Linked DNA regions of Homo sapiens: region 1 is linked to region 2. Evidence: chromatin loops called from intact Hi-C (ENCODE). Cell type or tissue: MCF 10A. All regions are shown on one strand. Each heading gives the region's core, and the rest is flanking DNA. Links, peaks and the distances in the headings are about the cores only. Region 1 has its middle 4.1 kb from the start of FRMD6-AS2. Region 2 overlaps FRMD6-AS2 (FRMD6 antisense RNA 2).

Region 1 (5,386 bases), core at 290-5,289, 110 kb before region 2:
GGTCTTCCCAGCCTCCATTTGCATGAGCCAATTCCCCTAATAAATTCCCTCTCATATCTCTCCCTATATTTATCCTATTGGCTCTGTCTCTCTGGAGGACCCCAACTAATACATGCAACCTCCCTGCTTTTCAGCATTCATTTCAGACACTCAATCCTAGAGCTATTGGGATAGAAATAATTCATGGACTGAGCCCAGGAGAGCCAGGGTCACCTAAGTATTATCCCAGGGTCAGAGCATCATTAGGACAGAGGTGATGGGAGAGGGCTGGGGACTAGAGATTGTTCCTTGGAAAAGGCCTGCAGAGTGCCCAGCAGGGGTGTACATATGTGCATGTGTATGTGAGGATGTGCATGTGTCTCACATATATGTGCTTATATGTGTGGGCATGTGCATATTTGTATGTGTGACTGTGTATATACATTAATATGTGTGCTTGTTGTACGTATGGCTGTGCCTGTGTATTTCTGAATGTCCATGTGTATTACTGGCTGTGTGTGAGTTGGTGAGTTTGAGGATATTTGTGTGGAATGGATCATTCTTTCCCCAGGCCAGAAGGCCAAGGAGATGCTACCAAGTGCTTGAAGACTTGATGTCACATTCTTGACTACACCCACCCCCCTAGAACTTCCTGGCATCTCACTGTGATGCACAGGCATGGCAAAGGATAACGCTTACCTTACCCTGGAGAGAACACACTTTCTCTAGCCTCAGAAACTAACCCATCATACTTCTGGCTGCATTATCAATTTTCAATTAAGACACCAATTTCTCTGACCCTCTGAAGACAACAGCATGGAGCCTGAGTAATAAAGTGGAGTGGGTTCAGTGTATCCAGCCTCAGCAGTAGGAAGGACACAAGTTCTGAGACTCGGGGGTACAGCTCTTCCTGATATGACCACTTGAATTCCCTTTACAGATGAATAAAGTGATATCTTGTGACTCTGGTTGCCTTCTCTTTCAACAGGTCTCAAAATGTATAGCCCACATCCTGTTAGCAACATTTGCACATACCATTTCCAATGATAGAAAGAGTCATATTCCAGATCCAATAGAAAGCTAATCCTGTATAGTCTTGATCTGCTGGGTGCCATTTCTGCAGATGGGGGCATGACACCTCCCTGAAGTGCCTTTTAAGGTATATATTCTCTCTCAGCATTTTCACGAGGGACATTCAAGTAGAGCATACATCTTTTGGGGTAAGACATAAGCAACATAATTATAGGGACTCCAAATACTTCACGTGTGGAGACATTAAGAAAGAATGATTTCTTTCCCTTATTTGATGTAGCAAATTCAAACCCATCCTCTTCAAACCCATCCTAAAATTGGAATAAATAATGTAATGCAAATATATGTAAAGTGCTTTGTTAAACAGATGCTTGAAGGCAGCATGCTCGTTAAGAGTCATCACCACTCCCTAATCTCAAGTACCCAGGGACACAAACACTGCGGAAGGCCCCAGGGTCCTCTGCCTAGGAAAACCAGACCTTTGTTCACTTGTTTATCTGCTGACCTTCCCTCCACTATTGTCCTATGACCCTGCCAAATCCCCCTCTGTGAGAAACACCCAAGAATGATCAATAAAAAAAAAAAAAAAAAAAGAAACCTGCAGAGAAGTAAATAGCATAAAAAAGTAATGACTATGTAACAAATTAGATGGGTGGCCAGGCAGGGGTAGAGATACAGGGAACTTCACAAAGCAATGGTGTTGTTTTGGTTGGTTTCTGTTTGTTTTACCCCTCATGTATCTTGAGATCACAGCTCGCATAGGCCATTACACTTCAACGATATAATCTCAGGACTGGAATATATTCACTTGTGCCAGTATTAAGAGTAAGCAGTGCTCACTTTGGTAGCACATATACTAAAATTGAAATGATACAGAGATTAGCATGGCCCCTGAGGAGGTTGGGAGTACAGAGGCGTGGAGAGGGCCTGGAAGAGTATAAAGGTGGAAAATGAACTCTTGGAGTAGTTAGTATTCCCTGGACAAGAAGATAGACAAGGAGGATGAAAAGAATATGGCACACTTCAGAGTTTCTAGTTGACGTTGTTCTACCCAAGGGATGCTCCTTGGCATCTGGTGGAAGAAATACAATGGGCCATAGAACTTTCTCTTCACCTCTTCCCATTCTCTTAAGCTCTTAGCATCTATTCCCCCAACTTATCATTAGTTTTTTTAGTGTTTCTTTTTATTTCTGGCCCAATTATATCCAATGATTTCTGCAAAACATGAAGATTTTAATAGTATTTTAGTAAGAATCTTCCTTCTTGCTGTGAATTCCTTCAAATAATAATCTTGAAAGCACACTAATAATAATAATGATAATAATCTGGAAAGCATAGTTTCCAGTTCAAGTAAGTAGCATTCCAAGTGATTGCTCAATGCCTTACTCCAAAGCGATTCCTTCCAACCCACCACAAGGCCAGAGCTCACTCTGGAATGTACTGTATCTTACACATCTTGGAATCTCCGGTGCTTTTCACGCAATGGGTGCTCAAAACTGTGGAACTATACTGTGAACTGTTGGAAAAATTTTCCTCCCAGACCTGCACCATCACACACATGCAGACATTCTGCCCCCACCCAGCAATCTAGCGGTCTCTCACTATTGCAAGTAGTAATGAAAGCTTCCTGACCAAATGACAAAGCCAGTGGCTCTTCTGAACTGCTCCATTTTCCATTATGCTCAGGATAGTTGGCATCTGTCTCCTCACTGCTCTGATACTCACTCCCTCACCTTCCTCTGCTCCTCACTCCATGTATTTCATCTTAGGGACTTTTTTTTTTTTTTTGTATCACAAGAGAAATTACCGTGGAAGGCAGGACATCGTATGGCAAATATTCTACATAAAATATGTTGAAAATTAGTCATTTTTTTAGTGCTTATGTGCCTGTCACCATGTGAGTTAGTTGTTTTCTATGTATGATTTTATTTAATGCTTGAAGAAGCCCTAAGAGGATGTTATTTTCCTTATTTGAGAACTCGGAAAACTGAGGTTCAGAGATAGCAAGCACTTCAGTCCAGGTTACGTAACTAGTGACTGGCAGTCTTGGTTTCTCAACCCCAGTGAGCAGTTTGATGCCAAGGCCCTTGCTCCACTGTCTCCCAGGAGAACATTTTTACCTTAGGGAAGGATGAAAAAATATCTAACATATTATAATTTTGTTCTATTTTTTTCTAACCATCTCTAGTATCAAAGGAAAGTTTTTCGTTATGTATTTTTCCTTTTTATAAAAGTAGTATTTGTTCACTGTAAACCATTCAAGAAATACAGAGAAGCAAAAAGAAGAAAAAAAAAATCACTTGCAATCCACCACTCAGATACAACATATCTGAAAGTTGGTATGGCTTTTTGATGATATTTTTGATTGAAACATTTTTTATGGGTTCATGTTGTATAAAGAGTTAAAACTGGAAACAGTTTTTATGCCACTTGTCTTAGTCCATTCAGGCAGTTATAACAAAGTATCATAAACTATGTGGCTTATAAACCATAGAAATTTTTTTCCTATAGTTCTGGGCGCTGGGAAGTCCAATATCAAGGTGCTGGCATATTCAGTGTCTGGTGAGGGCTGGAGTTCTGGTTGGTAGATGGTAGCTTCTTGCTGTATCCACATGTGGTGGAAGAGCTGGCTGGCTCTCTGGAGTCTCTTTTATAAGGGCACTAATCTCATTCATGAGGGCTCAGCCCTCTTGACTTAATCACTTCCTAAAAACCCCATCACCTAATACCTTGGGAGTTAGGATTTCAACACATGAATTTTGAGGTGATGCAAATATTTAGACCATAGCACCAATAAATTATTCCACAGCAATCAATTGTATAGCTATACCATAATTTCACCAGTACCACATGGTTAGCATGAAGTTTTGTTTCTTTGAATGTTAATAATATTGGGATAAACATCTCTGTAATTATCTCTGTATATTCTAATATTTTATGAAAGGGAAGAAATATTTTATAAGTGTTAAAAAACTGTTCACCCAAATGCATGAAAGTGAAAAAGAAACAAACACTTTGCTCTAAATCAGTAGTTGACAGGCTTTTCTTGTAAAGGGGCAGGTAGTAAATATTTTAGGCTTTTTGGGCCATACAGTCTCTGTCAAAACTACTCAGCCATGCCATCATAGCACAAAAGCAGCCATAGACAATCCATAAATGAATCAGCATGGCCATGTTTCAACAAAATTTTATTTATAGACCCTGAAATGTGATTCTCATATAATTTTCATGTGTCATAAAATAGTCTTCTTCTTTTGATTATTTTCTAATCATTTAGAAATGTGAAAACTACCTTTAGTCTGTGTGTCATACAAAAGCAAGTGACTGGTCCTTTCTTGCTCCAAATCATCCATTCATCCTTAGAGACATAAGCCTACATCTGTTTCTAGCCACAAAGTTATAGGATTGTGAGAATTCTCTTTCCAACCCTCCCTTCTCCTGGATTTACACACACACATACACGGACATACACTCCTGATTACCCCAAAGTCCTTTCCTAGTAAGCTGGCCACCCTCTCCCAGAGTTCCATATGTTCAAAAATTACTTCTATTTTCTTTAATTCTATTTCTTGGAGCATCTGATTATCTGACTGAATTAATTCACATTAAAGAGTGATTAGTGGGGATCAACTCTCCCTTTGAGAATTTCCATTTAAAAGAACATGTACCAGTGAGGCTAACGGAATGTTGGGGAAAACATTTTTGAGTGGCTGGATACCCAGCTCTTCATTTAGGAAGTTGATTTTGGTATTATAAGGCTTGCCAAGTAGGCTAAGATGACTTATCTACTGGTGCTTACAATCTAATCAGGGAGGCAGAACAACTGTGGTACAAGAAAAAATAAAAATTCAAATCAGAGGCTATTAACTGCCAAGAAAATGATAAAGAAATTAAATGACTAAATTATGATAAGGACAAAAATAATTGCTCAATGTTACCAAGCCTAGGCAGTCAGGGACATTTGTCTGCATGTTGGTAGACATAGGACCTTGCCTTCTTCCTCTCATGGATAATGGCTTCACAATATCCTCAGGGTCTTAAGCCTTTTATCCAGTTGAAGTCACTACTTCATGGTTTTACTTGTGCATAAATGATAAAAAGAAAAATAAAATTTAAACAACTTGAGCTTAGAGGGAGTTCTTGAGCCATTTACTAAATTTCTAGAGATTTGTAAAGCTCCAAACAAAATGCATTCATGAGTCCTTTAGCATATGACTGAACCTGGAAGTTTCACCACTAATTCCAAGGTAACCCTTGGACAGGCAAAGAGAAATAGGGCAATGGAGGGTTGATGTGACAGCATTTCCTGCAAAGGTATCCTCTCACCAGGTAGGCAAAGAAAGATAAGTTACCCAGACTTGAAATTGCAAGAGTC
Region 2 (5,386 bases), core at 137-5,136:
GCCTCCATGGAAGAACAGGGGAGCTAAGAGGGCCAGAAGGGATTCTGCCTAAGTGTCCGCCTCACAGAGCTGTACTGTCTTCTCCTGGCCAACTTTCAAGATCAATTTGATTTTCACTGTCATCACAGGCTGTGGTCGAATGCTTTGGAGTCGGGCACTTAGATTTGAATCCCCCAGCAGCAGAGAAAAGGCTAAGCGTCCATTTTGGTTTCATTTTTTAAATTTTTTTGTTTTGTTTTGTTTGTTTGTTTCTATGAAATGGGGATACCAGTAGTCCTTACTTCATAGGGTTGTTGTAAAGAATAAATTAGATCAGGTATATAAAGCCTTTGGCACAGTACCTGGCACATAGCTGGCGCTCAGCAAATTCTGGGTGCTGTTACTGATATTGCTGCTGATTTCTTCCTCTGCTTTGTCATTTCCCCCATGGCAGCATATTTCACCAGAACTAGGAGATGTGAGGAGCTGGGGAACCATCAATGAAAAACTCAGACATTTTCCAGAGTGGGGAAGGATGTTATTTATAGCAACCAAGAGAAGAAGCAGCTGTAAGGAAGCAGTGAAAAGGAAGCGCATGTGCTGGTACTGAGGTGACCTTTACATCTATCAACCTTGCCTGTGGGCCTGCCTCAGTCCAGCTAAGGAGTTAGCCTCTTAGGGCAGGTGAGGGCCCCATGCTAACATGCAAGGAAGTTCAAGAATGTTTGTTGAGGGCCTAGGGCATTCAGAACGATGCAAAAGAGAAAAGAAGCTTCCCTTGGAGACACCCAGGGAAGAGTCTTCCAAAGGGGAAGGGGCTCCACCCACCCCACTCCCCATTCAACTTCATTCCCAGGGTTTTGGGGAGAGGGCAGGGCAGAGAAGGTATTTGGTCCCTGCCTTAGAGCCTGCCCTTAGTCAAGAACCAGGGCCCTTGCCCAGGGAACTCAGGGATCACAAACAGGGTCCAAATCTCATAGCAGTGCTCTCACTATTCTTGGCCTTGGAGAACTGGATTTTAAGGAAGCTTGAGCCCAGTACTGAGAGGAACACAGTATTTATTTTCAACAGGGTGTCATTCCCAAGTATATATAGACAATACATATTTTTATAGTAGGTCAGTACACAAGCAGTTTCGGTAACTGGGCCACCTTAAGAATTCTGCTACGGTAACTGCACTAAAACTCTGCGGTTGTCTTTTTGTTGGCAACACGAATAAGAGGTAGGTAAAGGTTACTAAAGAAGAAATTTCGCATTTTATACACACACACACACACACAAAATACACACATATATCGTCCAGGACCTAGCACTGTGCCCCACACACTATACACACGTATACAGCCAGGACCCAGCACGGTGCCCAAAACACAGAAGGTGGTGATTAATGTTTCCAGAACAAGTGGTTACAGAGATGCATTTTTAAATGACCCAGCATTTGTCTGTAAGCCAATATATGAGAGTTTCTCCTCTCTCCCTCCCTCATATTCTGTCTCTCTCTCTCTGTCATAAATACACATGCAGAAACACAAGCACACACTCACAATGGCAAACAACAGATAGCCTCAATATTTGGTCATCTTAAAAGTAATGTGATGACACAGTTCATAAGTAGCTTCTCTGAGAACTGATTGCCTAGTTACTGACTCACAAACTTAGTCTGTTTTTTAAAAGTAGACCTAGAAATTCTCATAAAACTCCACTTTGTTCTTCTCCATATTCCCTTTATCACTTCCTTCTATCACACATGCATCATATTTTACTTTTACAACACTTGGGATCTGGTTATGACAAACTCTGTAACAGCTCATTGTATTCATTGTACAGTTTCTTGTCTAGTTTTGCTAAGTTATACCCCTCATAAAAGAAGTGCAGGAACCCCAAATATGTAAATGTCTCCTTTTCCAACCCAGAGGGTAAGCATGTAACTGATACTAATGTAACCGACACCTACTTAATGTTTCCCAGACTCTTAATAACTTCCTTTTTAAAAACTTATGATGGTGTCTTACAAGAAGTCATTGTTGGGCTCTTGAAACATTTAGAATAAAACGGTGCATCAAAGGGACCGGTCTTCTGGTCAGGTTATCATCTGTGTTTTTGAGAGTGTTCTTACCAAGGCAAGTGTGTGTCTAGAGTACAGGACACGTACATAAACACACACACTGTAAGCAAAAGTACAGAAAGCACAGGCACTGTCAAGTCATGAAGATGTGAGTTTCTTCCTAGCCCTGACAGCAGTGGCTGTTACATTGGACAACCCAAGGTACCCCCTTCCCTAAAGAATAAATCATGAGACAGATCAACTTCAGCAGCAGAACCAACTCCCTCAGCAGTTTGGGCTGGTTTGCAGACAAATCAAATTATTTAAACCCTTCGATGATTCTACTGTGCCCATTGTACAGGAATTTAACATTAAATTTGTCTTCAGATTATATTTCATAAAAAAGGGTAAGAACAAACATTTTTTTCCTACCTGCTGCTGGAGCCACCAGGAGCCAGGCTGCTGCTCTCAGAATGGGGCAGACTCCAGGCATTAATCTTCAGCTCCTGCCCCTGGAACCAGAATCGTCGAAACAAAATTTTCAGTTGCTGTGAGTAAGCAGGCTGTTTACTTCCAGCCACTTCTTTCCCATTCCCATGGCTTTTTGAGTGCCAGAGTGGGGTGCTCAAGGAAGAATGTTTGGAGAGAAAGGGATTGAGATTGGGGGAAAGGGCAGGAGAAAATAGTGTTAGTTCACCCAACACCCTTCCTTCAAGGAGGAAAGCCCTCTTTCTCCAGTTTTAATTTCTCATAGAAGATCTGCCACTGCATTACTCATATAATTGCTACATTGCCCCTTCACAAACAGCAGACATAACTTTTTGGGCGAGCCTCCAGATTTCTGATGCATGCCCGTACCTGTCTGCAGAGATATTGCTGTGCCTGGGAAAATTGGGAGGGCAACATACCCACCCAAAGGGAGGACCCAGTCTAGATTATTAATCAAGCTCTCGGGATAAAATATACCACAAAAAAAGCAGAGGCCGGTGTGAGCTTCTCCATCCATAGGGCATCCACCTCATTCATGGGATCACTGGTTAGGGATCGAACTTCGTTCAAATAGATCAGCAGCTACACTTTGTCAAGCTTTGACTTGTTTCCCCAAAGAGGAAAGGAGTAGCAAGGATTACTATCACAGAAAGAATGTGGCTTTCTTACTCCAGGCAGTCAATGTAGGAGAGTCAAAGATGAGAGATGTGCAATTAGAGTTCCTTTAAATTCAATATCATGAAATACAGTATTTAAGAAGACATTTCAAAGATAAGGCAAGCATTATAGAAGCTCCATGTTTGATTCATTCCTAGTTTCCAAGAAGGTGGTAGTACTACAGTAGAGAGGATGTAGAAATAGGGCAGAAGTTGTTAAGTCTTGCTCTGCTGTTGACTACCCATGTGACCTTGAATAAATCCCTTAAACTGATTTCCAAATAAGCAAAATGAAAGGATTGGGCTGGAAGACTGGCACAATAACAGAACACCATCTCTCAGTTTTACATCTATTCCATCTTGTTTTTGTATCAAAACTTTGATTTTCCTTTGGGGAATCACCCCTTCCTCTCAGCTGTCGTGGATGTTGTTGACACCACCCCCAGACTTCTTCAGAAGTGGGCCTGTGGCCAAGTCTAGCCAATCAAAATTACTGCGAAAATTTCAGAGACGGGCTCCTGCCAATGGGAGTCGTCCCTGGAATTTTTGCTGGGAAGGGAGGTTCTCATTCTGCTGTGGTTTCTAATCATAGAAGCAGAGCCTAGGGCTGCTGGTGGCCACCCTAGGGAAAGAGGAACTGCCTGAAGATAAAGCCACTGCAGAAGAAAGCAGATCTCGTTACTACATCGTTTGAACACTTCATTCAGCCATGACGAAAGCAAGCATTTCCCTCAGATTTCTTAAAAATGTCCTTTATCTCCTTAAGCCCATTTCAGTTAGATTTCTAATACTGGCACTAAAAAAATTCCAGCTAATATGAATTTCTTCCTACTTCCCTCTATACCTATCACCACTGCTTTTTAACATTCATTTCTACAGTATCAGTGGGGGGATTTCTAGGGCCAATAAATGAGTTTCCTTTTGCTTCACTCTTGGAAATGTGTTTCAAGGCTAAGCCTGCATAGCAGAGAGATGTCAAAGTAAGGCAAATTCTGGTGAAAGACTTTAAAAATCTTTCATCCTTTCTCTGAATATAGTTATTTGTAAAAAATATTTTTAAAAAATAATGCGCAAAGGTGAAATGTACAAAGCATAACTCCCCACCATTTGACCTTCCAACAATAACTATGGATAACATTTTAGTGGCTTGCTATTCAAAATGTGACCCATAGAACAGCAGCACTGACCTGGAGCTGGTTGGAAATGCAGGACCTCAGGCCTTAATCCAGTCTTGCATTTTCACAAGATCCCCCAAGTGATCTGTATGTAAATCAGAGTCTGAAAAGCACTGGCTTAATGTACAGCCATCTAGAGATTGTTTTCATATAGTCAGCAGCATTTTTTCCAGTACCTATAATTTGTTGATTTTGTATTTTACTGATTTTGTAAAGGAAATGTATATACAAATACAATAAACCAAAAATAATGTAATCAAAATTCTTTATAACAAGCAATTCATTTACAGGGACTGTAACTATAAGCCAGTTATAAAGCTGTGACAAACCCACACTAGACCTTAGGATACTATATACAGTAACAAACAATACTGGGACACTGTACACGCTAGAGCAGCAGGTCTTCAACTTGAGCATTCATTGGGACCACCTGGGGGTCATGTTCATGATTCCCAAACCCATACTGAGAGTTTCTGATGCAGTAGGTCTGGGGTGAGGCCTAAGCATTTGCATTTCCAACAAGTTCCCAGGTAATGCTCATGCTGCTGGTCCCAGAACAACATTTCTCCAGTACTTCAAAAACAAAAAAAAAAAAACGGTTTTATACCCTATATACTATCCTGAAACTTGCTTTTTTCACTGAATATTGTATCTAGGACATCTTTCCATGCCTAGCATATATAGCATTGCATCATTCTTTTTAAGGGCTGCAAGGTCAGAGATCGTTAGGGATATGACAACATAGGTTAAATGACAAAAGAGAGAATGACTGGCATCTTCCACATAAGGACAAGCATACCCACAACCAGAATTTCTCATCCACTTTCAACTTGAAATAGGCATCTTGTGATTGAGTCTATAGATCAGCAAAGCTCTGGACTGACCAGGAAAGAGATTAGCATTGTATCAGTGTCCACGAAGATACAAGTATGAAATTTGATTCCTTTGGGAACTATTCTGGTCTTTTATTTTTTCTATGTTTTCAGTGCCAGTTATGATAACAGGTATACAGTAAGAACTTCATAAATGCCTGCAAAGTCAAT

The links. Hi-C counts contacts between places; a loop is a spot of excess contacts. Peaks named below come from ENCODE experiments on the same cell type or tissue, not always from the same donor. Only the 100,000 strongest peaks of a DNase experiment are listed, where the experiment ranks them.
Region 1: it touches region 2 in a loop (3-fold over the local background); 2 of 110 quality-filtered maps call a loop at or near these places.

The regions. Positions count from the first base shown.
Region 1 is chr14:51,601,358-51,606,743 of GRCh38, reverse strand. It overlaps a transcript of FRMD6 not described here and the pseudogene LOC124903415. Among named protein-coding and RNA genes, the nearest start is that of FRMD6-AS2, 4.1 kb to the right of the region's middle. In MCF 10A, for the core only: no CTCF peak of the experiment used is centred there; DNase peaks (open chromatin) are centred at 2,443 and 3,063.
Region 2 is chr14:51,486,490-51,491,875 of GRCh38, reverse strand. All of the region lies in intron 2 of FRMD6-AS2 (FRMD6 antisense RNA 2), which reads left to right. It also overlaps a transcript of FRMD6 not described here. Among named protein-coding and RNA genes, the nearest start is that of LINC02310, 92 kb to the right of the region's middle. In MCF 10A, for the core only: no CTCF peak of the experiment used is centred there; DNase peaks (open chromatin) are centred at 1,375 and 2,855.